2 separate regions of the Mus musculus genome follow, and region 1 is linked to region 2. The links are chromatin loops, found by intact Hi-C in ENCODE. Cell type or tissue: heart. All regions are shown on one strand. Each heading gives the region's core, and the rest is flanking DNA. Links, peaks and the distances in the headings are about the cores only. Region 1 holds the start of Pias1 (protein inhibitor of activated STAT 1). Region 2 overlaps Pias1 (protein inhibitor of activated STAT 1).

Evidence for each region. A loop is a pair of places that touch in the nucleus more often than their neighbours do. Peaks named below come from ENCODE experiments on the same cell type or tissue, not always from the same donor. Only the 100,000 strongest peaks of a DNase experiment are listed, where the experiment ranks them.
Region 1: it touches region 2 in a loop (2.1-fold over the local background); 3 of 42 quality-filtered maps call a loop at or near these places.

The regions. Positions count from the first base shown.
Region 1 is chr9:62,965,802-62,981,531 of GRCm38, forward strand. Pias1 (protein inhibitor of activated STAT 1) reads right to left here and starts at 15,078. Exons shown (of 14, transcript NM_019663.3): 1 at 15,047-15,078. The coding sequence starts at 15,070. Gm35574 (a long non-coding RNA gene) reads left to right here and starts at 14,713. Exons shown (of 6, transcript XR_379535.2): 1 at 14,713-14,726. In heart, for the core only: CTCF peaks have their summits at 6,767 and 8,819 (motif pointing left); a DNase peak (open chromatin) is centred at 6,800; H3K27ac peaks cover 506 bases.
Region 2 is chr9:62,885,523-62,901,252 of GRCm38, forward strand. Pias1 (protein inhibitor of activated STAT 1) reads right to left here. Exons shown (of 14, transcript NM_019663.3): 9 at 10,309-10,469; 10 at 7,607-7,737; 11 at 6,604-6,784; 12 at 1,786-1,928. Among named protein-coding and RNA genes, the nearest start is that of Calml4, 35 kb to the left of the region's middle. In heart, for the core only: no CTCF peak of the experiment used is centred there; a DNase peak (open chromatin) is centred at 9,199.

The sequences.
Region 1 (15,730 bases), core at 3,958-11,957, 80 kb after region 2:
AAACCATCTCTCCAAGTGCCTCTAACCTCCCCTTTTTAAAATTAAATTTTAAAAAAAGATTTATTTATTTATTTATTTATGTATTTATTTGTATGTGTGAATACACTGTTGCTGTCTTCAGACACACCAGAAGAGGGCATCAGATCTTGTTATAGATGGATGTCAGCCACAATGTGGTTGCTGGGAATTGAACTCAGGACCTCTGGAAGAGCAGTCAGTGCTCTTAACCACTGAGCCATCTCTCCAGCCCTTAAAATAATTTTTATATGTAGTTATTTTGTCTGCACATGTGTCTGTGCACTACTTGCGTGCCTATGAAGTCCAGAAGACATTATCAGATCCCCTGGGAGTCACTGTATGGGTGCTGGGAATCAAACCTGGACCCTCTGCAAGAGCAGCGAGCGTTCTTAACAGCTGAATCATCACTCCAGCCATTGCACAACTCTTAAGAGGTCTTTTACCTTTAAGAGGCTACAATATTGTGAAATCTCATTAGAAGGACTTCTAGACCAGTGTTTCTTTTCCAGTCTTTCCTAGGCTAGCCTTAGACTCCCTATGGAACTTAGGTTGACCTCAAACTTACAGCAATCCTTCTGCCTCAACCACTCAAGTGATAGGGTTACAGACATGCACCTCATCTGATTTTCTTTCAGTCTCAAAATCCTACAAAGACACTGGAGGAAAGGAGAAGCCAGTTTTCCAGACTCCATCCTGAGAAATACAGATGGGCTGGGATGACCAGAATCGTAAGTGCAGACAGAGGATGGCGTGACTAGAACCCTAAGAAGTGTAGGCAGGGGTAGGGTGACCTGAATGTATTATATGCATTGTCATATACGAAGTTGTCAAAGAATGAGGAAAAAAGTGTAGACAAAAATGTAAAAGGACCCAGTTGTATAGCTGTTTGGCTTTCATCCCAAAAGGGAGAGATAGAAAAAAACATGTAAATTATAAATCAATCACAGATATATTTGCAAGAGCTAAGCTCTGCTAGAGAGGAAATTATTAGCTACAATTGGGTTAGAGCACATCTCACAGACTGTTCATTTGTCCATACACTTCTCATTCATGACAATGCAGGGTTGAGACATAACCTCAAAAAACCAACAAATAAAATAAACAACAAAAAAATAAATATTCCTCATACCGTTAAAGATCGAAAGCACTTCCAGCACATTCATCCAGCACACTGGCTGCAGAGATACAGGACATCACTAACAGCTATGGGTTGGCTAACTTGTTAGTGGATACTTTTTCTATAAGCAAACGGTTTTTTGTCTTTTAAACTATAAAAAAATGTCAGAAATGGAGTAAAAGGGATAGTCTCATTTGAAACTAGAAATTCCTGTAGTATAACTCTTCATATTTTTTCAAAAAATATTTACATTATCACAGTTTTTATAATCTTGAAAATGGAGGCTCTTGCCTCTCTTGTTCTCTTGTTTCTCTCTTGCCCCCTTGGGCTCTTCCCTTCCTCCCTCCCTTCCCTATTCCCTTCCCCCTCTCTCCACATGTTCATGGCCGACTTCTACTTCTCTACTCTCTCCCTCTCTCTGCCTTTCTCTGCCTCTACTACCCTCTTAACTTCCCTCCCTATGCCCTGAATAAACTCTATTTTATACAAAAAAAAAAAAAAAAAAAAAAAGAAGGAAGGAAGAAAGGAAGGAAGGGAGGGAGGGAGGGAAGGAAACGGAAGATAGCCCTTTCCCTTTGTGTTGAATCTATCAAAACTAAGTTACTAGGATTGGAGCTGAAGCTCAATGGAAGAACTCTTTGCCTATCAGAGAAGAGGCCCTGGGTTTGAACCCCAGGACTACAAAGAAAAAGAAAAATCTACTGTATTACAAATCAAAACAGAAAACATTGGATTTTGTCTTAATTAGAGTTTCTATTGCTGTGATAATCACCATGACCGAAAAGCAACTCCAGGAAGGGGTTTCTTATTTAATTGTAGTATATCCTACGTTAACAGTCCATCACTGAGGGAAGTCAGCACAGAAACTCAAAAGGCATGTGCTGGGATTAAAGGTGTGCACTACCACACCTGACTTTCAAAATGACTTTTAATAAATAACAAATGTTCATTGTTAGACAGGACTATATAAAGAAACTCTGTCTCAAAAAACCAAAAGTCATTTCAAAGCATGGTGGTACACATTTGTAATACCAGCATTTGGTAAGTGCAAAGAGGAGAAAAGGAGGTCGAAGGTCAGTGCCTGGACTATAGTTCCATTTAGTAGAGTGTTTATCTAGCAGGAAACCCTGGGAAGCCCTGAGTTCAATTTCTAGCACTACAAAAAACAAACAATGTGGTACATGTCTATAATCCTAACACTTTAAAAGTGAACACAGAAAGATCACAAGTTCAAGGTCATCTTAGGTACATAGAGAACTTGAGGCTAGCCTGGGATCCCTGAGACCCTTTCTCAAAACAACAACAAAAACAAATTTAAAACCAGTTAGGACTACATGAAATCCTATCTCAACAAACAAAAATTCATTGGTCTAATCTCCACTCCAATTGATCTTTTTTTCTCATACATGACTTTATAAAACCATGCACTGGTTATTTAAAAAAAAAAAGTTGAGTTCAGCTGAGCATGGTGGTTCCACACCTAAAATCCTAGCACTTGAAAGAGGCAGGAGGGTCACGCTGAGCTACATCCACAGTCCAAAACCTGCCTAGGCTACATGAAATCTCATGTCAAAACATGGAGAATTTGCCAAGTTCCACACTTCTTCAAAAAGTGATGCAGCTCACTACTGTCTAAAGCATAGCTCGCTTACTCATATCACACCAATTGCATCAAAGGAGTAAAGTGTGCAATCTGTCAAACTCTTAGTGGCAAGTGCAGTAGTTTTCCAAAATTCAATTTCCCCTTGAAAGCTTAAATTTTATCATTAGCAATGAATACTGTCAGTTGTTTTCCTTGTAGTGACAGGCTTACTTTATTTTCAGGAAAATGTATGCCAAATCCCACCCTGTTCTGTATAACCACACTTTGCCAAGCAATTATTTCAAGTAAAAATAGTGTTCTACTTAGAAAGGCAGCTAGTTTCGTTTGCAGCTCAACAACTGCACAAAGCTCTTTTCTGAGCTAATCATCAGGCCTGCTACCAGGAGAAGCACTTCAAACAACACGCTCTAAAAGGTAAGCTAAGACGGACTCAATGACAAATCACTAACTTTTATTCCTTCATCAAGGGCATTAAATGTAACCAGGCAGTCTTCCTGAGTTCCCACACCATGTGTGTGCACTTTTACTTGAGAGAGAGAAAAAGAAATAGAGAGAAAGAGAGAGGAAGAGAAAGTGTGTGTGTGTGTGGGTGTGTGTGTGTGTGTGTGTGTGTGTTGAGAATCATATTGAGGACCTCAGGCAAACTAGGCAAACACTCTACTATCCAGACACATAACCTGTCCAGTTTGTTTTATTTTTAAAGCATATATCTATTTCAATTCCAAAAGTCTGATGATGAGACTATACCACTGGTATAATTCAGTCACACCACAGCAGGGATCTTGAAAATCACAATGGCTTTATTCATCACTGATGTTGTAATTGTCAGCATACCAAACAAAGTCCTACTGGTACTAGAAAAATGGTTTTGACCTAGATATACCCAGGGAAACACCAGGAGTCTGAGAAACAACCCCTATGATAGTAATAGTTGATGCATTGCACTTATAATCATAAAACACATACATTTTCTGCTTAAGTAATTATATATACACTCAAGCCAATAGTCTAGTACCTCACATTCAAAACACATAAATGAATGGAAGAATGTGAGACACTTTGTAAATAATAATCAAATCCTAGCTACTACACTATAACCCAAGTTCTAAGCATGGAATGTTATGGTTTAATATGAGTGTCCCCACAGGCTCGTGTGGGTCAGAACTTGGTCCCCGGCAGCAGTACTATTTTAGAAACCAGTGGAAGAAACCTTAAGAGTGGGGCCCTGATAGAGGACGTCAGTCACCGGGGAGTGCTTTTGAAGGGTGCCTTGTCTCTGGCCCCCTCCTCTCTGATGGCTCTTCTTAAGCTCCTGCCACCATGATGTTTAGCTCTACCACAGGCCTACGGTAATGGGACAAACATGGGCTGAAACCTCTGAAATCAGGAGCCACCGTAACCCTCCTGTCCCCTCCTCGGGTTGCTCAGTCAAGTGTCAGGAACCCTGACACCTCCTCCTCATTCCTTTTTTGGGCAACTTGTAGAAGCCTGGAATCTACAACAATCACAATCTCAATATCTCTCTCTCTCTCTCTCTCTCTCTCTCCATCTATCTATTTAATTTCAAGACAGGGTCTTATTATGTACTACTCCTAGCTGGTCTGGAAGTCACTACATATGTAAACCAGACTGGCCTCCAGCTGCCCCAGTCACCTGAGTGCTGGTGATCAAAGGAGCCACCATCCCAGCCATAATGATTTTAAAGTACTGGGAAAGCATTTACCTCATACATATGTGCAAGTACACGTCAATTAAAAAGATATTATGATATAAATAAAGCACCTTAAAACAGAAAAAATAAATAACCTTTGGAGAGATACTTTAAAAATTTAAAAACAAAACTACATAGTTACTCTGAAACTTTTCTGATCCTAAGAATAAGACCCATGTGACAATTTTTTAGGAAAACACCTTAAATTCACCATATAAGTACAAGTTAGCTAAGTTCTATTTTAAGCACTGTGTCATGTAACTAGAAACAAACTTGCTCACATTCAGAAACTTAAATGCAGAAGTGCTTTGTTGTGCACTACCAGAACCTAAGGCCACAGTCCATTTTTCCTTAAGCCAATACCCTTACCTGTTACATTCATCACATCTACTTTTTTGTTGTTTTGTTTTTCCAGACAGGATTTCTCTGTGTGTAACTCTTGTCATGCTGGAACTCACTCTGTAGTTCAGTGTCTTAGTCAGGGTTTCTATTCCTGCATAAACACCATGACCAAGAAGCAAGTTGGGGAGGAAAGGGTTTATTCAGCTTACAATTCCATACTGCTGTTTATCACCAAGGAAGTCAGGACTGGAACTCAAGCAGGTCAGGAAGCAGGAGCTGATGCTGAGGCCATGGAGGGATGTTCCTTACTGGCTTGCTCAGCCTGCTCTCTTATAGAACCCAAGACTCCCAGCCCAGAGATGGTTCCCACCCACAAGGGGCCTTTCCCCCTTGATCACTAATTAAGAAAATGCCTTACAGTTGGATCTCATGGAGGCATTTCCTCAACTGAAGCTCCTTTCTCTGTGATAACTCCAGCTGTGTCAAGTTGACACAAGACTAGCCAGTACAATCAGGTTGCCTTAAACTCAAGAGATCTGCCTGTCTCTGCCTCCAGAAGAATCAAAGGTATGCACACCTCCACTGCCTGGCCCTGTCACATCTATCTTCAAATCCAATCCCAACACTAATACTGGACTAGTTACACTAAATGTAGTACAGCTAAATAAACAGCTCAATAGTAGAGACCGCACAAGACCCTGGATTTGATTCTCAGAACCAAGAGGTGGGGTGGAGGGAGGGGTGGTAATTGCTTTCAACAGCAGCATAACAAAGTATCAAACACTCCATGCAGTCTTGTAGTCCCAGCAAGTGGAAAGCTGAGGCAAGATTACTATCAGTTCATGGGCAACCTGGGATACACAGCATAATACAGTTTCAAGACACCAAAAACAAGTACTTAGAACTTTTTGTTTTCCTTTTGCAGCAGTCAGGGCTAAAGTCAATGAGTAACTTCAATGTTATACATGGTGCTTAACAACAACCCATCCACTGCCCCAGTTCCAAGATACCCACCGCATGGTCCACATCCAAAAACATTATTCTGGACAAACTATCCAAGTTAATCTAAGTACCAACATGGAAAGAGTAAAGACACGACACTGTTCAGAGATGCTTCCAATTTAGACTGTCACAACAGACATGTGCATCAGCCTGGGTCCCAAGGAGAACAAACAGTAACATCATTTGTGAAGCTGAAAGATAGTAAACATCTACTAGGAGGGAACACAGTCAGCAACAGAGCAAATGAGTAACTGCTCTTCAAGTTATAGACCTTTCTGCTACAGCCAAGAAAGTACAAGACACACAAAATGGTCTGCAGTCAAACTGGAGAGAGCCCTGAGTATCATACCAGCTAAGACTGACTGTTAAAGGCAAAGCTACGGAGGTTTTTTATTTTTGTTTTGTTCACTGAACTTTTTGTGGATTTTTTGGGGAGGTGGGGAGGGCAAGGGGTGGGTAAGACAGTGTTTCGCTCCATTACTCTGCCCGTTCTGGAACTTGTTCTATAGACCAGGCTGGCCTCAAACTCAGAGATCTACCTGCCTCTGCCTCCCAAGTGCTGGGATTAAAGGCGTGCACCACCAGACCTAGCTCCACAAAGAGTGTTTATAGACAGAAGTCACAGGGTGAAGGAACAGTCTGTGTGAAATTAACATGACAACCAAAAAGAGAAACTGAAAGCAAGAACAGCAGAAAAGGTAAGGAAGCGATGGTTTCAAATGCAAGAGCATTCGCACCAAGCAGTGCTGTCAATATCCAGAACTGGTTCCTATTTAAAACATTCACACTTGTTTCATTTTCTTGATTTAAGAAAAAAATAAAAGGTGGTTTCTTGACCAAAGTCTGAGGGAAAGGCTTTTCTGCCTTTTCACGTGAGACCACTGAAACCAAAAGCAGAGGGCTTAGAACACAGGAGGGAGGCCTAGGTAGGATTAGCAAAGCACAGGGCTACCACGCCAGCGCTGTGCACAGGAGGGAGCTATACCCTGATAAAGCCTCAAGCAGGCCACACCGTGCACTGTAGTGGCTGGCCTTAGAGTCAGCTCTGACTACACAGAATCTACTGCTCTGTGCCTCGGCTCACCCCAGGGGTCGTCTGTGAGTCACTATGTAACTATCTAAAGCCAAAGCATAAACCCTGGGTCATCCACACTTATAGGACAAAACAACTAAGTACTTTAAAAACTTCTGCCGCCTACTCAGAAAGAACACTAGTGAGCAAATTTACAACAAATGTAGAACACAATCTATCCCACAGCTTAACTTCATCACTGGTTCCTTCCATGATTCACGACTTTCCAGATACAGCAGTGCTCTCGCCAGGGGTGGTAGCACACACCTGCAACCTCGGCATTCGGGAAGATGAGAAAAGAAAACCCTGAGTTTGAGACTAGTCCAGACTACACAGTGACAGAGCCTTGAAAAGAAAAAAAGTATTCTTAACTTACATGTGCACTTATTAATTACTATAACCCAAAAAGGTTTCTTCTTAAAATAGAAAAATATTTTCACAGCCTATGTAACCTTTCCATAACTAGCTCCTCCAAACAGCATTACCTACTAATTTAAAACCATGGCAACACTGATTTCACATTAAAAAATGAAAAGTTGTTCTCATTTCCACTTTCTCTATATTAATGTTCAATAAAGTTTCAACATGCCATTTAAAACTGACAAGCACCTAGTGCACAAAACTCACAATATTTGATTACTTTAATATAATTTCCAAAATCAAACATACTTGAAATCAATTAAATATGCTATATCATCATGGAGTTCATTCTTTATCAATGTAATCTCACCTGACACACAAAAGAAATAGGAACAATGAAGGTTAAACAAGAAATAAGCTAAAAGCTACTAATCCACTCCACTTAGGGCACCTGAATCAGAAAGAGCTGTACTGCTCTCTACACAGCTCTAAGGTCTGAGGTGTTAAAATCATTTGCAAAGCTCTATACAAGGCTATCCGCCAAAGCATGAACATCACAAGAAGGGTTCACTACCAGGCCCCTCCCCAAAGAGAAGCAACTTTATAAAGTTGAGCTACTAGAAGAATAAAATAGAAAGCAACCTCGATCTATATCTACAAACTTGAAAGGCTTGTCACAAAAATAACAGATTACAAAAAGTATCAGCTGTGGATATAGTTCAGATGATAAATTGCTTGCTTAACATTCATGATACTCTTGAGTTCAAGTCCCAGCATGACATACATCAGGCTTGCCTATAACCCCAACACGGAAGGTGGAGAGGAGGACCAGGAATTCAAGGTCATCCTACATTACATAGGGAACTTAAAAGACAACCTGAGCTATAGGTGACAATATTCATACGTGTGTATGTATACTATATGTATACTGGGCATGTGTGTGTCTGTTTACATATATATGTACATATACATATATATATATAATTTTTAATACTGTGATTCTTTCTTGTGAATATATATACATATATATACACACACATATGTGTGTATACATATATATACCTACAGTCACTGAAAGTCTACATATAGATCCCCAGATGTTAAACTGTAGTGTTTCTTTTTCTTTTTCTTTTTTCTTTTTCTTTTTTTCCGAGACAGGGTTTCTCTGTGTAGCCCTGGCTGTCCTGGAACTCAGTCTGTAGACCGGGCTGGCCTCGAACTCAGAAATCCACCTGCCTCTACCTCCCAGGTGCTGGGATTAAAGGCATACACCACCACTGCTTGGCTAACTGTAATATTTTTGAAAGTTAAAATTATAAGTGCTATTTTTCTGTCTTCTTTTTAGTATTTTATAAAAAAAAAAAAAATTTCCAAGCAAAATAGTAATTGCAAAAATTGCTATGCTTAGTTAGTTGGAGGTTAGTCTTAGTATGAGTGAGACTGTCTCTTTTTAAAAACCAAACAGTGAGGGTTCGGAGAGATGACTCAGTGGCTAGCTAAGAGCTGGCTGCTCTTCAGAAGCCAGGGTTTGATCCCTAGCATCCACAAAGCAGAGAAATGTTCTGTAACTCTAATTCCAGGGGATTTGATGCCCTCTCCTGGCCCTTGTGGGCACTGCATGAAAATAATGCATAGATACACATTTAGGCAAACACTCAAAGGCATAAAATAAAAATAAAACCTCAAAATTAAAAGAGGGGAAAAAAAGGAAGAAAAAAACAAAACTAGCTGGGCAGTGGTGGCGCACACCTTTAAACCCAGCACTCAGGAGGCAGAGGCAGGGGAAGCTCTGGGTTTGAGGCCAGCCTGGTCTACAGAGTGAGTTCCAGAACAGCCAATGCTACACAGAGAAACCCTGTCTGGAAACAAACAAACAAACAAGCAAGCAAGCAAGCAAACAAACAAACAAAAGATCCTGTCTCAAAAAAAATTTAAAAGAAAGAAAATTAATTTGTAGGATTCCAACTAACAAAGTCCAAATGTTTTTAAAGAGAGATTTGCAAAACCAGGCACGTTAGCACTCATCTTAATCCCAGTCCTCTGGAGTAAAAGGAGGGCAGCTTTTTGTGAGTTCAAGGCCAGTTTGGTCTACATCGTAAGATACAGACCAGCCAGGGCTCTACACTGGAAATGCATAGTGTCCCCACAAAATAGCCAGGCATAGAACTAAAGGAAATGTCTTAGCAGCATTACAATACTTAGTGAGCTAGGCATCTTAAACAACTCCAGGACTGCCTTGGCATTTTAGGGAGGCCGGCTGGTAACACTTGCCCTGGCCAGGCTTCCTTACCTTGCTCATTCCCCTCCTACTACATCAAAGAACTATGCGAAAAGCAAAAGTTATGTGATACATTATAAACTGAATAGCACTACAAAACTAAGGTATCAAGTATTCTTCAAACAGTAAAAGAAGAGAGTAGAGGGCTGGAGAGATGGCTCAGTGGTTAAGAGCACTGACTGCTCTTCCAGAGGTTCTGAGTTCAAATCCCAGCAACCACATGGTGGCTCACAACCATCTGTAATGGGATGTGACATTGTACTCATAAAATAAATAAATAAATTTAAAAAAAAGAAGAAGACAGTAGAGCATAGTGGCTTATGCCCATCATCCCAACACTTAGGAGAGATACACAACATCAGGAGCTCAAGGTTTTCTTCAGCCACACGGTGAGTTAAAGGCCAGTTAGAGCTACACAAAAAAGAAATGCTTAGTGACAGAGCTGAACACTTAAGAAAACAGTACCATCAATTCTGTGAAGTAATGAACCAAGCTCTTGTTTAGTTTTTAGTATGCTACAGCTTATAAAATCCCACTTTCTGAAGGCAGATACTTCTTCCTAGATCCCACTACAAACACAGCCACTTTATTTTCTTACCCCTAGTTACCAGCATGAAAGGGTACAAATTACACTGAAATCAAAAGCCTCAGCATGAACCCTGGAACAGCATGCTGATGGAGTTCACCAGGAGGAACCCAAGGTTAATCAGCTACTGCAATCAAAGGGGATTAGGAGACACTCCTGGAAGAGAAAGACAATGCAGTCACCCGGAGAAAACCAGCAAGGAAAAGGCGGCAATATTTCAAAACAATTACATCAACTACTTAAAAACTTAAGTGTTTTCCAAATTGTTTTAAAATACTGTTCCCAAGAAGTGACATAAAACAAAAGCCATCTAAATGCAGCACTTCATAAAAGCAAGTCAGAGAGATTAAAATCAAATCCATGAATAACATGTCAGACTTACTTGCTTCTATGTGAAATAAAAGCAGACGAATTACACCACAGAGATCAAAACTAAGTGGTTATTTGTTGAAAATAAAGAGACAGATATGACAACAAAATGTACTGATACACTTCCACAGCAGATACTTTAAAAGTAGGCTTCCCTGCTCATTGGATTCCATTATTTACTCCTTGAAAGTGATGAATCCTTCCCCCAGTGCTCCTTCTATGAGTTAACAGCAATACAACTTGAGTTTTAATGCAAAAGACATTTAAGAAAAAATAATGACTTTGGAAGGTGAGTGTGGTGGCTCATGCTGATATCCCAGCATTCTGGAGACTGAGGCAAAAAGGCTGTCACCCTCCAGGCCATTATGAACTACAGAGTGAGTCCTGACTCTAAAAGAAAAATGTTTATTTTTGTTATCATTGTGGTTTTTTCTTCATTTAGACCAGAGGTTCTCAACCTGTGAGTATTGACCCCTTTAGAGGCAGAACTACGACCCTTTCACAGGAATGGCTTTTCAGATATGCCAATCATCAAATATTTAAATTACAACTCATAACAAGTAGCAAAATTACAGTTATGAAGTAGCGACGAAATAATTTTATGGTTGGAGTCACCACAACATAAGGAACTGTACTAAAGCATTAGGAAGGTTGAGAACCACTGTTTTAGGGTATTTTGTGGTCATCTGAGTCTTTTTTTTTTTTCTCTTTAGTTTTAACCTGGTTTATTTTCTAGATAGAGTCTTGCCATGTAAGGCCAGGCTGGCCTAGAACTCACATTACTTAAATCTTAACCTTCTAAGTTACTAGGATTAAAAGCAAGGGAGCTGTCTATAAATAAATTAAATAAATAAATAAATAAAATTTTAAAAAGGCATGGTGGCAGTCCTTTAATCACAGCACTGCAGAGAAAGAAGCAGAGGCAGGCAGACCTTTGTGAGTTGGAGGTCAGCCTGGTCTACGTAGCAAGTTCCAGGCCAGCCAGAGCTCACAGAGAGAGACTGTCTTAAGAAAACAACAAATCAAAGTAACTACAATGAAACTGTCAGGTTATCGCTACCAAGATCACTTGGGCTGCACATCCTCCCCGTTTGAAGTGCCTTCACCTTCACAGCCTCCCAGAAATCATTTGTGGGTATTCCCCTAATGAAAACTTGAACTCTTCATAAGCAGAAGTGCACAGAGAACTCATTTTGATATGTATGACTCAATCTACTTTTTATTGGCAATATCTTCAAGCTTGCACTATCCCTACGGGGGCTTTGGATCTGTTTTTCCCATCTGATCTTAGCAGAATCACTATAGATTTAAAAGGATTCACTAAAAGGGCCATTAGGAAAATAATTATAAATACAATCCACTGCACAGTCAAATGTGGGCTGTGAATTGGGATAAGGAAAAAAAATTAGTGTTTCCTCAGCAGTTCCCATTAGAGTTCTGTATTTTCATTTAAAACTTAAAAATAAAAAAATCTAGGGTTCCCCCTAATTATTTAGACTTTCCCTATTTTATTAGCATATATGACCAATATCTTTCACACATCACTCACACAAACACATGCACACCCTAAAGAAAATATTTCTGAAAGGAATATATTCCAAACTTCACTGTACACACACACACAAAGATATGCATTCCTGTTATCATCGCCCCTACTCTCCAAAGCAGCAATACCACAATGAAGCCTTAGCAGGACTTTTACCACAGCTATCACCAGCTAAGTAATCTATCACAGCTCCTTTAAGTCTCAGGCACACACAATGACACACCAATGTGTCAAAACACTTATTATAATTTGAAAAATTATACAACAGAAACATAAGAGTGGAAAACAAACCCTCTGGAAATTTCAAGTAGCTTTTAGAGAGGGTGAAAAAATGGAGACCAGTTTTAGAAAAATACCATTTCCATTAAGTGTTCAGAGTCTGTGTGATACTGACTCATTTCTGTAAAGAGTAAACTTTACCTAACAAGACTCACACCAGGAATCTCATCTATCCCCAAAGGCACTCTTCTTTCTTTTTCCTTTTTCTTTATTCTATTTCTTTATTTTATCAAGACATGATCTTACTAAGTAGCTCTGCCTATCCTGGAACTCACTCTGTAGATCAGCTGATCCTCAAAAAGAGATTCACCTGCCTCTGCCTCCCAAAGGCTGGGATTAAAGGTATGGGGCCACTATGCCTGGCCCCGAAGGCACTTTCTTAAAATAGAAACAACAAAGGTACTCTGTTCTTTGCAGGTACTTTTCCCATATGGTTTTCAAGCCTTACTACATGGTCCATGTATAAAAAACTTGGCCAGCTATTTTTCAAATTGACTCCTAAAAAGTATTAGGAAGCAAAGATAAGACAGCAGCAACTCTGAAGAGGATGGGGGTGGCACATGCTTTTAATCCCAGCACTTGGGAAGCAGGAGGCAGGCAGATCTCTGAGTTCTGAGTTTGAGGCCAGTCTGTTCTATAGAGTGAGTTCCAGGACAGCCAGGGCTACACAGAGAGAAACCCTGCCTCAAAACAAAATCAAAAATAAAAGATGACAGTAACATAGTGACAGAAAAATAATTACATAAAATACACATACTTGAGCTCTGGGGTTTTTTGTTCGTTTGTTTTTATGCAAGGTGGTTGTCTCCAAAATGTTAAATTTCAGAGGCTTTCTTGGTGAAATCAATAGTCTGAAATTGGGATAAAAAAAACTATCCAAGTCAGGAATGGTGGTGAATGCCTTTAATCCCTTTAATCCTAGCACTAAGGAGGCAGAGGCTAGAGGATCCCTGAAGTTTAAAGCCTGTATGGTCTGTCTACACAGTGAGTTCCAGACCAACCTCAGCAACATAGCAAACCTCTGTCTTAAAAAAAAAGGGGGGGGGGGCGCTATCCATTAAGATTTTCTGTCTTAAACAAGTTAGTAATTAGAAGTAAACTTAAAAAAAACAAATACCCAAATCTTGTACAAAAATCTTGATATGTTAACACTCCAAAGTTACTAAGGAAAAAAAGATCTTCCAGTGAGGCTTTTACACACACACACACACACACACACACACAGGTGCACGGAAAGAAAAGTGTCCAGAAACACAGGTAGTGGTCTGCTTGTTTTAGAAGTTATTTCATTATAATGGGGAAAATAATAATTTTTTTTATTGATTATAAAAAGAATTTCTAAATCTCCCTGAGGATTTATAATTGCATAGCCCAATCTCCACTCTGACAGAGATGTGCTATAACCAGCTGTTTGGTTCGCACACAGGAAGCCAGAGAAGGGAATACCATGTTCAGAGCCTCTAAATAATATGCGTTAGTTAAGAACTGCCTGCCTGCTACTAAACCAGAATTATTCAAGCAGAGACCCATTTGTCACAATCCAATCATAAGGGTTCCACCAGCCCTCCCCCAACTGCTTGTGTAGTGGTATATGTGCTTCAGTAAAGGAGCCATCATCAGGTAAAGATTGGGGTGGGAGAAAAAGCGGGGGAAAGGGGGCACCCTTTCATCTAATTTCGCGAGGCATGAGTAATTGGTACAGTTGAGAGGAACGATGGAACGTTCTATTTATTGGAGGTTGGGGTGGGATGGGGGGTGGGTGGGAGGAGAATTTCGTTTAAATCAACATGGCCAGCAAGATGTCCCTAACAAACAAAAGGCAACGGGGGATATAAACACGAACCATTCACCTCCATCAGCTATAGCATCGCCATCATGGTGTGTTTAGAGACCCCCAAGGCTGCTCTCATCTGCCACACCAGAGACAGCAAGAGTGCAGAGAGGTGGCTGCATCCCCACCACCGCTCCCAAAAGCACACTCTTTCAATGGGTTGCTCCCCACCACCACACACACACCCTCCCCGGTGGCCCGAAATCAAGAGAGAAACAGTAACGTCCCGCCCGGGCAGACTCCCCCTGCAACCCTTTAGCCGAACCCCCAACGCCGGCTCCGGGCTCGCTAAACTTTCCAAGAGCTTCTCCCTCGTATTCCCTAGCCGATTGCCCCGGGATCGCGCATTCCCTCTGGCCGGGCACCCATTGACAGGCGGGCGGGCAGCGGCGGCAAGCGAGGCGGGGGCGCCTGGGCGCCGCGGAGGGGCGGGGCGGCCGGAGCCAAGTTCCCGGGGGTCCGAGCGCTGCGCCTGACAGGAGCCCGGGACGGCGAAAGAGGAAGAGGAAGCGGCAGCGGGGCAGTTTTCCCGATCCCCCTCTTCCCAGAGCAGCCTACACCCCCCCACCCCCTGGCTGCCCATGGGGGGGGGGGGGGGAGGCGGGCTGCAAGGTAAGGCACCCAGGCCCCGGGGACCGCCGCTGCCGCCACGTCCCGACTCACTCTCTCTTCGCCCCGCCACCCCCGCCAGAGGCGCCCACAACAATAACACGCCGGGGACGACCCGTCAGCGCCCCCGAGGCACCCGGGGCCCACGGCCCGCCGCAGCCAGGCCCCCTCCACTAAGGCCCGGAGCGCCTCTCCCGCCTACAACTCCAGACTCGGGTGGAGCCCGGCCCGAGCGGGCCCCCCAGGGTCCGACCCATCCCCCCGGCAGCCGCGGCGCCGTCTCCGCGGCCGAATATTAGAAGTGAATTCGAGCTGCGCTTTACCTTTAGTTCCGCACTGTCCGCCATCTTGCGTCTGTCAGCGCAAGCGCAATGAAGCTCGCCGGGGGCCGCGCTGGAACCTCCCCTCTAGCGGACTTGACTCCGCCTCCACCCCGCCCCTCAGCCTTCCCGCTCCGCCCCTGGCCTCCGCCCCACTCCAGGAGCTCGCTGCCCCGCCCCGGGCACGCACAGCTGCGAGACCCACACGCACTATTTAAATAATGGCGCCAAGCGGGAGTTTGACAGTTACTACCCCCTCGGCCTCCCCGCCCCCACACTGGCCGAGCCAGTAGCGCCCAGGGAAGAGGCCACATCTGGGGAGGTGTTGGCCTCAGTCTCATCCTTCGGCTGCCCTCTGAGCCCCAGTTGACTGAAGCCACGGCGCGCCCCCATGCGCAAGATGCGTTCTGCACCTGTACCCTACCCAGCTGCCGGTCGATCACAACTAGCCAATTAGTCAGTTTTGTCTAAGGAGAATTTGACGAAGCGTTTCTGGGTTTACGCAGATCCTCATGATGAGGCAGTTAGGCCAAAAAAGAAAAAAAAAAAAAAATATATATATATATATATATATCATTCCCATGGTATCTTTTCCGAAATAAAAGCTCTGAGGGGAAAAAGGGACTCTCCTAAACAGCATTTAACAGTAGTAGCTAAGGCAAATTCTGAAGACATTTATTCATCGCG
Region 2 (15,730 bases), core at 4,444-12,443:
CCTGTAGAGCAGGCTGACTTGGAACTTCTTCTTCTTTTTTAAAAAGATTTATTTACTGTTATATGTAAGTACACTGTAGCTGTCCTCAGATACTCCAGAAGAAGGCATCAGATTTCATTACGGATGGTTGTGAGCCACCATGTGGTTGCTGGGACTTGAACTCAGGACCTTCAGAAGAGCAGTCGGCGCTCTTAACCACTGAGCCATCTCGCCAGCCCCAACTTGGAACTTCTTAATCAAGTCTTCACCTCTTGAGTGCTGGGACTGCAGGCACATCCTACCTACCATTGATCTGGTACTGAGACTCAAACCCATCATCTCATGTACACCTGGCAACTGTGCTACACACTGAGCTACACCCCTAGCCCTTAAGCATCCTTTCCACCCAGTTATACTCCACACAAGTGCCTCTTAGGGTCTTTCATGACTTTTGGGTTGACTTTACAGGTAAAAATTTAAGAGTCACACAGATTATTGCAAAGCTTTTAATTCTCCCTGTCAAAGTGTTTACTTCCTGTCATCTAGTCCAGATTGAAGCCCAAGGGTGTCTGTACGGCTAGGCATGGTGGCATATGCCCTTACTCCTCATATTCAGGAGGAGGAGGCAGTCGAGTCTGAGATATAGGAGACCCTGTCCTTAAAAGTAAGTGTCTGGTGGCATCACAAAAAGCCTGACTCTTAATTCCCGGGTGCAAGCACACCCTTCCTAACTTATATAATGGTAACATTAGAGCAAGAAAACCAATGGTCTCATGCTGATGTCCAACCTTGAGTACACCAGCAATGCAATGTGCTGGCAACCACTCCCAGGATGTAGCGACAGTGATGCATGTGTGCAAATAGGTAAGTAGAGCTGTCTAGAAAACTGCTCAGAGTACCCTGCATCTGGGAAGTTAAATGATTAGTCCATAAGCCACTAAGTTATAAAGATAAATCTATAGCTGAAATTCTTTTTAAGATACAAATGAATGTACTGACATATCAAACTTTAAAAAAAGAAAAAAAGATGAGTCTGTGCAAGACAGTATATGCTGGCTGGTATATATCTATGAGTTTGAGGCCAAGCAGGACTACATAGAAAGACTATCTCAAAAAAAAAAAAAAAAAAAAAAAAAAGGTAAGATTCAAAAGAATTTTAAATGTCTCAATTTGTCACTACTTATAAGACAATAAAAAAGTGCTGACAAGATGTCTCAGTGGGTGAAGGTTCTTGTCACCAAAGCTGATGACCTGAGTCTGATCCCTAAGATCACATGGTGGAAGGAAAATGAATTCCTGCAGGCTGTCCTCAGATCTCCATGTGTGCCATGGCATGTAGCATCTCCACAATGCAGTGCATGCCTAATATCCTAGCTCTTGGAAGGCAGAGGCAGGAGAATAATAGCAAGTTTGAGGCCAGTCTGGTCTATTATATGGAGAGCTTTAGGCCCAAACCAGGGCTATCCAGTAAGTCCATCTCTTGTAATACACACAGTATCTGTTACATGCAGCTATCATCAAAGAACAAAACCAACACTCATTTCCATCGAACTCAAGGCCACATACAGAAGTATGTCAACAGCCTATGGAGTACTGGGAACTCACAATGCCTTAAGACCACTGCCCCAGTATTTCCAGAGCAGTGAGCGCTGGCTACTGAGGAAGGTATCATGAAGACCCAAAGCTATGTTCTTCCTATACTCACTTTCCCCTACGCTCGCTCCCATCCCCAGACTGCAGCTGCTCAGAGTGTGACACAGCACACTCTGTCAGCCTGTGTGACACAGCAGAGGAGCAGGAACTCACCTTGTAAGTCATAAGGCATAGGCGTCATGTGGAAGGGGTGCCTGTAGTCCTGGATGAGGGAGGTGTTGATGTAGCTTGTATCTACAGCAGGAAGGCTTGGGGTGCGGGACACAGGCGAGGCTTGATGAGGAAGACTTAAAATGCTGGGGGAAAGAAATGTTCAGAAAATTTAATAGTCACTTTAACAGTTTGGCAAATGCAATTGTATACACCACAATAAGTCCTACTTTTTAGGATAAAAAATTAAGAGTAACAAAAAACCCCCCAAAACAAACAAACAAACAGTAAAGTCAATGGTAAGAACTACTTTAGGGGGGGTGGGTATGGGGGGGCCTTTGGGATAGCATTGAAAATGTAAACGAGGAAAATACCTAATAAAAAAAAAAGAACTACTTTAGGCTTGTGGTAGTGTTTGCAGACACTGTAAGGAGAATCAGAGATGCTACGGTAAAACTATTCATGCAGTCCACACAGTCCTTAGATCGCCATCCTCCACTCTGAGAACGCAGGAGCAACACCCAGTTGAGTTACCATGTTGGACACGGGTGGAAGGCACTCCTGAAAAAGGCAACTGTGGTCCTTTCTAAGGAGGTGCAGAATGGGGTAGGGAGTGACACTCTAGGGATACTCTTTGTGCTGGGTAAGTTTATTGTCAACTTGACACATGGCACATTCATCTGATCTGAGAGGAGAAAGTGCCTCTGTAGTCCTGGGTGAGCCTGGAAAGCATTTTCTTAACTAGTGATTGGTTAAAAACCAGGCTGAGTAAGCCAGTAAGCAGCACTTCTCCAGAGGGCATCAGCTCCTGCCTCCAGGTTCCTGCTCTGTTTGAGTTTCTACCCCCAAATCCTTAGATGATCAACAGTGCTGTGGAAGTGTAAGCCAACAAACCCTTTCCCTGCCAACTTGCTTTTTTGTCATGTTGTTTCATCTCAGCAATAGAAACCCTGACTAAGATACCCTGTTAAGGAAAATAGAGACAACTAGGGCAATGTAGCAAGCTGAGCACTGAGAAGAAAGCTGACTTAAAGCTTGCTCAGAGTGAACTCTGGAGTGACTTTGGTGCACCCAGTGTCTAGCTTAGCTATCAGTATAGTCAAATAATAGGGCTGTTGAAGCCAATCAAAGCAGCAGACAAGGCACCAAAGTGTCCCAAAGTATAAAGGAGGGACAGAGGTATTAAGAAATAAGGGTTGAACTGAAGGGAAAAAGGAACTCCAGAAAAGCACCAGCAGGCTTTATCAGCCAGATGCCAAACCCGTCTCCTTCCTTCCCTTAAAGAAAAAGGACAGCCAGGCTGTGGATTGTGGCTTTAATCCCAGCACTCGGGAAGCAGAGGCAGGTAGATCTCTGAGTTCGAGGCCAGCCTGTTCTACAGCGTGAGTTCCAGAACAGCCAGGGCTACACAGAGAAACCCTGTCTCAAAATGCTAAAACGAGACCAAAACCAAACCAAACCAAACCCAAAAATCAAACCACCCCAAACAAAATGAAAGAAAAAAGGAGGAAGAAAGAAACTTAAGAACTGACTTTGAGTTATGACAGTCCTAAGGAGATTTATGCACCACTCCACACAACCCCTAACCATGAAAGGCTAACAGGCACAGAGGAAAACAAAGTAATGAGAAAGGGAAAAATATAGGCCTCTTCACTCCGAATGCAGTGTGTGTTTGTGCACTAGAGTAGTACACAGGTGCTACAGCATGCATACACAAGGAGGGCTGAGAACAGCTTCCCCTGCCTATTCCTACACTACTCATGGATATGCTGGGCCAGATGGCTTATGAGTGTCAGGGCTTCTCCTGTCTCTGTCTGCCTTCTTGATTTAGATATGCGTGGTACTTGATCTGGCCTTCCACAGAATCTGGGGAATCATCCTGCTTTTATAGCCAGTACTTTATCCAGTGAACCACATCCCCTGATCTTCTATTTCCAATACTCCATGTCAGGTACTTGTAGGTGGAGGTACAAATTTAATGGTAGAGTACTTCAAATGACACAAAGCTTACATTTCCAGGAACAGAATCCTAATTATAAATATGCACTATACATTTCTGAATGGAATAGGTGCTGCACAGAAGTGTTTCAATCAGTGTGAATGTAAACCTCTAGAAAACACCACGTTCCTCAGCTGTGTCCTTGTCTACGCTTAAGAGATTCTAACAGGAGAAAGCAGCTGACTGCTTGTCTTCACAAACACCTCAGTCTAGCAAACAGTATGGAACTTCTGGGTGAATAGAACACTCAGCGAGGTGCTACAGTACCGGATTCTTTCCAGTTGTGGACGGCTGCCTGTCTTCTATTTGTGAATGCTCTCAAGTATTTCCTTGTTATAATGCACAGCGGCAAACGACCTGCTGGGCTTCATGCTACAGCTACCAGCTGGTTGCCACTGTGAACACTTACAGTGCTCAGATGCAGCCATTCTTTTAAAATGCTGGAGACATACAGGTTTTAGCTACATATCCACAGAGGAGGCTCTGGCCTTTGCAGAGCTGTATTTAGGCTCAATTTATCATGGGCAAATCAGGAAAGTAGTTAATGCAACTAATATAATTTTCCAAACATAATAAACAGGGCTATTTTGGGAAGAACTATAATAAATATTCAAAGAAAAAATATTAGATTTCTAAAGACTCCAAAATTTTCCTGATTTAAAAAAAAAAAAAACTCAGATAGTAAAAATACTGCAGAGTTCACATATGACTATTTTGACAGCCGTAAAATTAACTCTAGAGTATTTATATACTTGTTTTTTAGAAAGTATCATTTTTTTTCAAAAGAACGTATCTTAATTTTGCAATCATAGCACAAAAAAAAAATAACAATACAGTTGTCTCCTGATTTCTTTGGGAGGCTGAAGATATCCAGATCCACCAAGGTCACATTTTGTCCCTCATATGTCTGTCATAGAATTCATGTGTCACCTAAGCATTCCATCTGGGTCTCTAGGTTCTTCAGAACACTTACTACGTTGAAATCATCATCATCAACGTTGTCTTCACTACTATGACTACTAATATTATTGGACAGGATGTCATCTAGTCCAGGTGGCCCCAAACAGTCTTATGAGTGATGGGGTTATGAACAACATGATGGGAGGCTCCTGGGAACCACAGACAAGTCTTCAAAAGAGGACTACTTCAGGGAAGCCCAAGTCACTGCAGTTCTTTCCTGCACCTCACACACATCTGCAGCCAGTTTCAATGACCTGGTGTGTCCAGCTTTCCACTGTAAGTGCTCTACTGGAATTCATTTTACAGCAAGTAGGTTCCAGTTTTTAAGCTAATGTTCTAAAACCTACAAGCAGCAAAAATGAAATCTAATCTTTGTGGGTTTTGATCCAGACAGGAGCTGTGGAAGGCACTTCATTGGGCCTCCTCACATTCAGAGAACATCAGTCTTGCTCTATTTCCTAAGAGCTAACTAAGGTATCTGAGCACTGTGCTGTCCAAGTCTGGGCTGGGCATGAAGGCCAGCAGAGTGGCAGAGCACCGGAGTTCACAGGAAGAACTGTACTGTGTACACTGAACAAGTCCACTTGGGGGAGGCTAGTGGCTCAACTGTTCATGCGGCACACACTCTCAACAGGATGGCTGCTACCAGACTAAAACTGGACAATGACTGTAAACAGATCCTGAAAGGAGAGCAACACCTCAAATATGAGGAAAGGACATCTTTTTTTCTCCTCCTCCTTCTTCTCCTCCCCCTCTCCCCTCTCTCTCTCTCTCCCCTCGCCCCACCCTTTCTTTCTTTCCTAAGAATGGGTTTCATTACATTTATCAGGTTGTTCTGGAACACACAGAGATCCATTTGCCTCGCTATTGCACTTGCTATTAAGTCTGGCAATCAAAGTTTGACACATGGTAGAGGGAGAGAACCAATTACTGAAGGTTGTTTCTGACAAGCACATACATACAAATAAAACAAGTCTTAACAAAACAAAACAACCCTGGTTAAATGCAAAACAAAAAAAACAAAAAACAAAAAAAACCCAAACAAACCCCAAAACCAAACCAAACCAACACCCAAACCCTCTTGGTGATCCTCATGTGCATCAGAACTGCTAAATGCAGCAGAGTCATCTCTTTAAAGACTGCGTGAGTGTGTGTGCACCCTTGGAAGCCAGACGGTGTCATCAGATCCCCTGGAGTGGAAATTACAGGCGGTTGTGAGCCACCATGTGGGTGCTAGGAACTGTGCATAATACACCAAGTACTCTTTTTTTTTTTTTTTTTTTTTTTAAGATTTTATTTTATTTGTGATTATACTGGGGGAGTATACTGCTTGTAGGGTTGCCACTGGACAACACTAGCCTTGCGGAGTCAATCCTCTCCTTCCTTTGGCTTCTGGGGAGTGACTCTGGGCCTTTAGCTTTGCCCAGTCACTGCTTGTGGTCACTGAGCCCTGGGATTCAGATCTTTGTGAGTACATTGTTGCTGTATTCAGACACACCAGAAGAGGGCACCGGATCTCATTACAGATGGTTGTGAGCCACCATGTGGTTGCTGGGAATTGAACTCAGGACCTCTGGAAGAACAGTAGGTGCTCTTAACCACTGAGCCATCTCTCCAGCCCCACACCAAGTACTCTTAATTGCTGAGCCATCTCTCGAGGCCCAGAAACATCTCTTGATATGATGAATCCTATATACAAACTCTTGGAGAACTCTACTCTACTTCATCAAAAACACAACATCCCTAGGAGAGTCCATCTCCAGTTTGTATTCACACACAATGGTTTACTTGGCAGCCTTGACCCTACTTTGCAGATGAACTTTCATACATGAGTGTTTTGCAAAGGTTCTAGCAGCACTCACCCTTTATTACTTAGTGGTGACGTAGGAGACAGGGAAGGACAGGTCCTCTTGGCAGGGGGTTCTTCCTCCTCTTCATCTGACGAGCTGTCAATGGTTAGGTCAATGACCTCGACTTTCTTGTTTTTATTTGAGGACTGGTTGTGGGACGCTACCTGATGCTCCAATGTGGAGCTCAAGCAACCTGTGCAAGAATGATTAAAACGCAAGACCCGTGTCAATCCTCTTCTCCCAGTGTCCCTGCAGACGAGCACATCCACTTAGCAAAGCAACACCACGGGGTAGCAGAGCGATGTAGTAAGGTAGCTCTGCTTTACTGGGTTTAAAAATGGTGGCATTTTTATTGGTTGTTAATCAATTATTTGAAAAATAATTTTGAATTAGAATAATCAAAATATATCTTAACGCCTTTATTACTCCAATAATTCTGGAGGCAGAGGCAAAAGATCTCTATGAGTTCAAGATCAGCCTGGTCTACATAGTGAGTTCCAGGACAGCTAGGGCTACATACATCTTTTATATCTACTTTAGAATAAAAGTAGTTTTAGAGCAGGATTGTGTGTTACATGTTTTTCTACACAGCATCTAAAGTACCTAGAAAATACTGGTCCTCTCCTAGCAAATCACCAAAGTCAAATCTATCCCCACATATACGAAAATATTTAAAGAAAAGTAGCTGAGTATGGTGCTGCACACCTTTGGTCTTAGCATTCAGGAGGCAGAGCCAAGCGAATACAAAATATGAGACTCCAAAGTCTAAAACAAAACAAAACTAAAGGAAAACAAAAAAAGAAGAAAAAAAGAAAATCTAGTACCATAAACATCTTAAGGCTTGCAAAAAGTTGATTTAAAAGGAATCCTGCTATTTGTGGACATTTAATCAATAACCTAAGAATTACTGAGCTATTTGCACTGCTCAGTAATTTCAACAGTCTGCATTTCTATATTAAAAACCATGGTGTAGCACAACAGCAAGCAACCACCCAGGCCAAGGGAAGCCACTCACCATCAACTCCATTGTAGGAGGCAGTGACTTCTTGAACCTCCTTCTTTGACCTCATTGGAGCCCACGAGCCATCCTCCTTAAACTGTATCTCGTCACAGTCTGTGCAGTACTTTAGAATTTCCATAAACAACCTAGACAGACAATAGAACATGTTTTAAGTGAAGAGACATGAGAACCATAATTCAGAACACTTAGATCACAGGTGTTTTATGAGAGGTAAATGGAAGACAGGGAAGTAGAGCAGACAAACTACATTCACCCTCACACATGCGCTACACGGGAAACAGTTTACATAAAGATGCCATGGAACCTGGAAAGAAACGACAACTTAAAAATATTTCTTTAGTTTGTGCTATATGGGTGGGTAGGTGCCACAGTGCATATGTGGAGGTCTAAAGACAACTTGTATGAGTTCGTTCTCTACTTCCACCCATGGGTTTTAAGTCTTAAACTCAGGCTGTTGGGCTTGGCAGCAAGCACCTTATCTCATCCCCAAGAGTTTTAAGGATACAGAAAAATGTTCACAAAAACTGAGGTGGTTAAGGAATAACATATCTCAAAACAAGATTCTGTGTGTGAATAAAAGCACACACTAATGATCTCTAGATGGTAATTTTATATACATTCAATTTTTTCTTTATACTTTATATTCTATATTTGCAAATTGCTAAAAGATCTTATCTGATAAACTGAAGGGATATATATAAAAATGTCTAACCAGTGCTAGAAAGATGGCTCAGTGGTTAAGAACACTGTTTTTCCAAAGGTCCTGGGTTCAATTCCCAGCAACCACATGGTGGCTCACAACCATCTGAAATGGGATCTGATGTCCTCTTCTGGTGTGTCTGAAGTAAGCTACAGTGTACTCATATACATAAAACAAATAAAATTTTAAAAGATGTTCAACCAACAGTTAAATCCAAATAAAATATACTGGTACTAAAAGTTATTAGTAGCATATAATCAAAATTTATGTAAAAACTAAACTAGAAGTTTTATTAAAAATGCCTTTTATTTCCTGTTCTGTTTTTGAAAGAGCGAGAGAGATCTGTATTATAAGAAAAGGAAGAACTAAGATAAATACTATACAGAGGTGGTAAAATATTACTATTAGTCTAAATTTATAAATTAGTTATCATTTCATTTCTGAAAAATCTAACAGGAAACACTACTTCCTCATATTCTCCCAAGACTCAACATTTTTAAAGCTCTGGGTTGTAAGTCTATTGACAAATACATTCAATTCTTGTATTATTGTCTTCAAGGCTCTTATGTTTTCTCATATACTATAAATAATCTGTCTTGTTTGAGTATTTTGCTGAAGAATACTAGAAATATTAGGGAGGCATTTTTCTCTTTTCACAATGCATTTCCTTGTTTCTTGTTCAGTGGCAAAAAGGCAACCAGAAACCTAAGGGGAATGGCAGACTCAGGCAAATATCAACAGGTCAAGACCAACAGACAGATGGCTAAGAAGGAGAACCTCTGCTCACTGTGTGCAATGGTGAGGACAGAGACCGAAAACACAAAAGGGGAAAGGCAAGGCTAGAAACAGAAGCTGCAGAACAACAGGAACTGCTATCAGCTGGTTGTCCTTGGCTGGGAGCCCTGACAGTGGACAGAAGTGGCAGGGCTTGGTGGACAGGACAGAAGCCAAGCTTCTTCTAAAAAGCCCAACTTTGAAAAGAACCTGTAGTATTTACAAATTGCTTAAATTATTTGTGTGTGTGTGTGTGGGGGGGGGGGGGGTATGTGCACATGGAAACCAGAAAAGGTTATCAGATACACTGGAGCTGGGAACTGAACTTGGGTGACCTATAAAAGCAGTATAGCTCTTAACTGCTAAGCCATTTGTTTAGGACCAAAAGCTATTTGTTTGTTTATTTATTTACTTATTGGATGAGTTTCAATTGCTAGAATCTCAAAATTTGATCATGCATCCTCTTAATGCATGCACTTTGTAGGTCTTAGATGTACTCAATACACACACACACACACACACACACACACACACACACGTATATCGTCTGCTTAGAATTACTGCTTTAAAATAATAAACAGAAGGTGCTGAAAAAAAAGAGGAAAAAGCATGTGTTTTCACAACAAGTAGAATATATACAGCCATAAATAAAACCAATGTTAAAAAGTATTTTAAAGGGCTGGAGAGATAGCTCAGCAGTTAAGAGCAATGACTGCTCTTCCAGAGGTCCTGAGTTCAATTCCCAGCAACCGCATGGTGGCTTATAACCATCTGTAATGGGATCTGATGCCCTCTTCTGGTGTGTCTGAAAACAGCTACAGTGTACTCATACAAAATCAATCAATCAATCAATCTTTAAAAAAATGTTTTAAAGATGGGAGAGACACCAAGATGGTGGAAAGGTTCCTGCCACTAAGCCTAACAGCCCAAGTTTGATCCTCAAAATATAGATGGTAGAAGAAAAGAACCAACTCTCCAATGCTGTCTTCTAACTGCTATATGTTTACAATGTACCTTCCCAAATAAATGTTTTTTAAAAATCCTAAAAGATGAAAAATATTTACAATACTAGTTACTCACTTTTAGTTACTCACTGATTTCTAGAATAATGAAAATTCCATAAACAAACACCTTTGAAAAAATTACCTCTAGGTTTTATCTCAAACCTGATGGCAACAAACTTGAATAGCAGAAAAACAAAAAGAGATAGAAACATACATACCCGTCAATAATAAGGTGTTCATATGGGGCCTTCTTATCACAGACAGGACAAACCCATGTTGGTTTTTTCTCATTCATTTGAATGTAAAGAGTTGCATCAAAACACTGAAGGTGGGAGCAGGTAAGTGCCCGACAGGGGATTGTCAGTCGCATTTTCCCAAGCTTTAAGGAAGGGAAAGTTCAATGTTAGTATGTGCTGCTGAAAACCTAGGCTGTAATAATGACTTCCTGAAATACAACATGCATGTACTGTGATTTAAAGCGTAGTGTGTCCACAACCCCTGTACCTAAGGTTCAGTTAATACCATGGAAGAGGGGAAGAAAGAGTGTAAGAGCCAGAGAAGCATGGGACTTGCCTAGACTATTTCCTAGGATCAATAGGGAAGCTTTTGATACTCCAACAATACTGCTGCCTAAAAAGACCTGAATAAGGATAATACCAACAGACATGCTACAGGAAAATCCTGGACAGGGGACCACTCCTAGACAAAGAACTATACAGAGACAATTGAAGGATACTGAGATTAGATGAAACAGTCTTTCCCAGGGGTGATCCTAATCGGTTATCAGGTATCAAATGGTCAGCTCTGAAATTATATACATACAAGTAACAGTCCATCATATGGACTGAGCAGGTTGTATTTATATATTTGGTGTGTGTGTGTGTGTGTGTGTGTGTGTTGTATGTAAAAACAAAGAAAAGAGGCTGTGATTTTGAGAGTGAGCAAAGGAAGGGGTACTTCAAAGAGATTAGAAAAGGGAAATGGGAAATGTTATGCTTACATTTTAATTTTTAAAAATAAAAATTTTAATATAAAAACCATGTTCTACATGATATGTTTGGATATCAAACACAGTGACTATGGATAGTCTACCATAAGAGCAGTGAGACTCTTGTTGGGAATGTCTGAATCTCTCTGACTGTGCTCTCACCTTGTGTGTGCGTGCACACAAGGGTGTTGACCTAGGCCTCACACTTGCTAGCCAAGCACTTTACCACTGAGCTGTATTTGTAACTCTCACATGCTCTCTTAAATCAGCCTTCAACCTGAAAAAAGTTAAGAACCGTCTACGTAGAGATTTAGACAAAAGAAGACCTGGAGATCAGCATGGCCTCCAACCTCATCTCTGAATAAGTACTTAGTTCACAGGGTGAAGCCCAAACCCCGCCTTTCCTCCATGATGTGAGGCATAATGGCTGGGGCAGCTCTGAAGAGGAGACAGATGTGCGCTCTGAATCTCTCTCCTCACTGGGCATCACCACACAGCCAACAGCCCTCTCAGACATCACTAGTACATTTGGGGACATTTTTCTTGCCCAATAATTGTGGGCTGAGCTGACACTAGCTGACTCTACTCCACATATGGAGGTCTTCTTTAATCCTACACTGCTGTTGCTTGGGCCCAAGGTAGATATATTGCTGGGGACCTGCACAAGGAGTAAGGTATTATGATGTCCATCACCACCACAGGGTTTCCAAAGTCCATAATAGCCACAGAACATGTAACCTACTCACTCCCTATAATGATATTATTTGGTAAGTTCATGAAAAAGACTTTCCATATGTTTGTGAGTTAAAAGAGGAAAAGGTTCTTGGCTTACAAACCTTTCAGGGAAATGTGTAATTTCCTTGTCTACCAAGGAAACCAACTGTCATGGGCCCTAAATGACTGTTCTGATTCCAATGATTTACTGTGCTTCTAGGGAAGATAGTTAACCTTTCGAGGCCCCCTTTTCAACCTAGAAAGTAGCACCATTTTCTCTTCACTTCCACCAGATGCAGTGATAAAGATTTTTTTTTTTTTGATTTTTAGAAATAAACTTTTTTATTAATCAGTTTATTCTTTTACATTTCAAATGGTATCCCCTTCCCAGTTACCCCTCCACAAATCCCTCATCCCATCCACTCTCTTCTTCTTCCCCTTTGCCTTTATTTTTTTTCAAAAAAATTTTATAAGATATTTTCTTTATTTACATTTCAAATGCTATCCCGAAAGTTCCCTATACCCTCCCCCCGCCCTGCTCCCCTACCTACCCCCTCCCACTTCTTGGCCCTGGTGCATATAAAGTTTGCAAGACCAAGGGGCCTCTCTTCCCAATGATGGCCAACTAGGCCATCTTTTTTCGAGACAGGGTTTCTCTATGTAGCCCTGGCTGTCCTTGAACTCAGAAATCCACCTGCTTCTGCCTCCCTAGTGCTGGGATTAAAGGTGTGCGCCACAGGAAGTGATAAAGAATTTTAAAAGAACATGCTAACAACTTAAGCCAGGAGAAACATCATTTATCTTGTCCAAAGCACAGAGAGGAGGACCAGGAGGAGACTGAGAGTGACCTTTTCTGTGCGCCTCTACCCTGAACAAGACCATCCTGCTTTACTTCTTTGTGCATCTCCTACTGGAAACAGGTCCGACCCGAGTCCTCGCCCTCACTATCTATACTGCAGAATGACAGACAGTCTCGTACATGGACAGACTGTCAGCTGTGCATGCTAGCAGTCCTAGGAGAAACTCTTTATGTCTGAAAGATGTGAATTATAGGATTCACATGGGGATTATAGGAATAAAGGCAATGTGAAAGGAAAGCCTCTTTCAAAGCATAAATAAAGTACGTGGCTTATTGCTCCTTATTGACATCTTCCTCCTTCCTGACTTCCTGTCTACATGAAGCATCAGGGAGAGCCCCACAGCTCTATAGCTGGGAGCTTATGTGCTGGCACCGAGCTCCCATCGGACTTTCAACCTATACTTTCTTCATGGAATATTAAGCAATCAGTAGAAATCTGCACTTCACAGCTAAGGTCTAATTTAAGATATAAAAACTGAATTTGGAGCTGAGATGTTATCAGTAGAACATTTGCCTAACATGCAAGAAGCTCTGAGTTCTAGCACTGTTACTCCCATATTTGTCTGGCTCTGGAATCCCAGCACTTGGAAAGGGAAGCTGTTCAAGGTCACTCCCAGTCTGAATGGTGAGTCTGAGCCAGCGTGGGCAATATGATTCTGGATTTCAAAAAACAAACAAATGGCCCGCCACTAAAAGTATATAGTAATAAAAGGATAAAGAAAAATTTGATTTAGCACCATCAACTAGATCATACCTTAGAAATGTTGATGGATTAATAAGTGCCTTAGCTAATGGCAAACAAGCAAAGGATCTTCTATTGCCAGAACTAATTTGTTCTTTGGCCTTTTTTTCATATGTTTATGGAAATCAAATCATAAGAATGGAATACAAGTTCAGTAAAGAGTGTCATAAAGCTGTTCAGTTAGTCCTTTGTGCACAGAGGCAAGAGAACAATCCCACGACACTGTGGTGAGCTCCACCAACAAGGTGACCTACAGTCTGAAAGCAAACTGACAAGTAAACAGTACAGGAAGGACAGTTAAGAACGGCCTAGGAAACCAGAGCTCATGTTCACACCTATGGCCTTTTAGTAGCTATACCACAAATGTCATCTCAAAGAATCATAAAATAACACTTATGTGAAGAATACCCCTACCTCTCACTTTAAAGTCAATCACTAGATTTAAGTGTCCACCAGACGAACGAGCATCTATTGTTTCTAACATGGTATCGGAAGGGGCAAGCACTGAGCAGTTTATTCTGTGGATTACAAAGTTAGTTCTTTCCCTTTGAAAGATAAGATGGGTGTCTGCATTATCAATGGATAAACATAAACATGTTTTCTAGTGAGGCTGCTTTACTCAGCCATGCTAGGGTTCATGATGCTGCATGAGAATAAAACTAGCTGTAAGCTGGCTTACACCAGCAGGAGCCTACAATGTCATGACAATATGTGCTTCTTCATATAATAAGAAAGTTTGATTGATACTTAAAATCTTGTTAGGTTTTTCATACTAATAAGTACTCATAAAATAAATTTCTAGTTTATTTTTTCTCTTCTATCAACTCTAAATTATCTATGCTGGGTTTACAGGTCTGTGGAACAGCTCACATCATCAGACTTTCAACATTTCCGTTTCTGTTCTTAATAAATTAGAACCGACAATCCTCAAAGAGAAAAAGCATTTTAATTATTTTTGTTGCCTTTAGCTAAATGGCACACAAATAACAGAAACTCATTTATTCTGAGCTCTGCATATTACAAAAGGGAGATTTCTATGCACAGTCAGACAGCATATTTACATATTTCAAAGAACAAATCTCTTTTTATGATTCCATAAATTTGATATATAGATGAGTTATCACAACTGTATTTTATTTTTGAGCAAAAACATACCTAAAAATATATGGCCTTACTACTCTGGAATAACTGTAGGGGGAATTATCCCTTTAGCCAAACAGAAACTCATGACATATTGTAATTATGTATTACATATAGTAGCTTTTTTATAGTCTGAATTTTGAAAGCAGATGCTAATTTACAATGAACTGCTGAAACTGTTGGAACTAATGAGAGAGGAGCACAGGGGGACATCAAGTTAGAAACTGGCTCAGTAAATCAAGACATGTAAGAGGCAAATGTGATCCATCTCCCAGGAACATGGGGAGAGCACCTGAACCACAGAAAGAAGAGCATGTGAATACAACTGCTATCAGATACAGTGGGCTGCGTCTTCATGTGTCTGTTCAATGTTCTAAATACTACATATTAGTGCAGCTGTAAACATTTAAAGGTGGGAATGCAGAGAAACAAGACGTCTCTAGTGATTTAAGTAGGAAATGAAGCTTCTGTGATCTTCTAAATTTATCATAGCCTCTTAACTGGGGTTTTACAATGAAATGATGCAGCAAGAAACTATGAAAAGAGTAGGTTAAGTCAGAATTTGGAGAAAAAGACTGAGATATGTTATTTTAAATTATTTTGTTTAAAGCTTTTTTTCCTTACCTTCTACCTTCCTGATCTTGCACCAACTTTATGATTTTTTAACATTTATCTGGTTATTGAGGAACTTTTAATAATAGTAACAACACTTTTCTTAAGGAAGACAGACAGACTACAAAGAGGCTCAGAAGGAAAGTTGCTCACAGAGCAGGCAGCACAACCACGGCAAAGGACACAGCGGCTTCTGACTGCACGGTTTCCTCTATGGTCATAAGGGTGTGCAAAGAGCAGAGGGAGCCCAGCTTTAGGAAACGCGTAAAAGACAGAATCACAAACTCATCACACACTGATGAGTTTATATTTGAGTTAAGGCTTAGCAAACAATACTAGGCTAAGATGAAGAATAAGTAATATTTACAATTTTACAGAACTTGTCACTTCTTTTTTTTTTTTTTTTTTTAAAGATTTATTTATTTATTATATGTAAGTACACTGTAGCTGTCTTCAGACACACCAGAAGAGGGAGTCAGATCTCATTACAGATGGTTGTGAGCCACCATGTGGTTGCTGGGATTTGAACTCTGGACCTTCGGAAGAGCAGTCGGGTGCTCTTACCCACTGAGCCATCTCACCAGC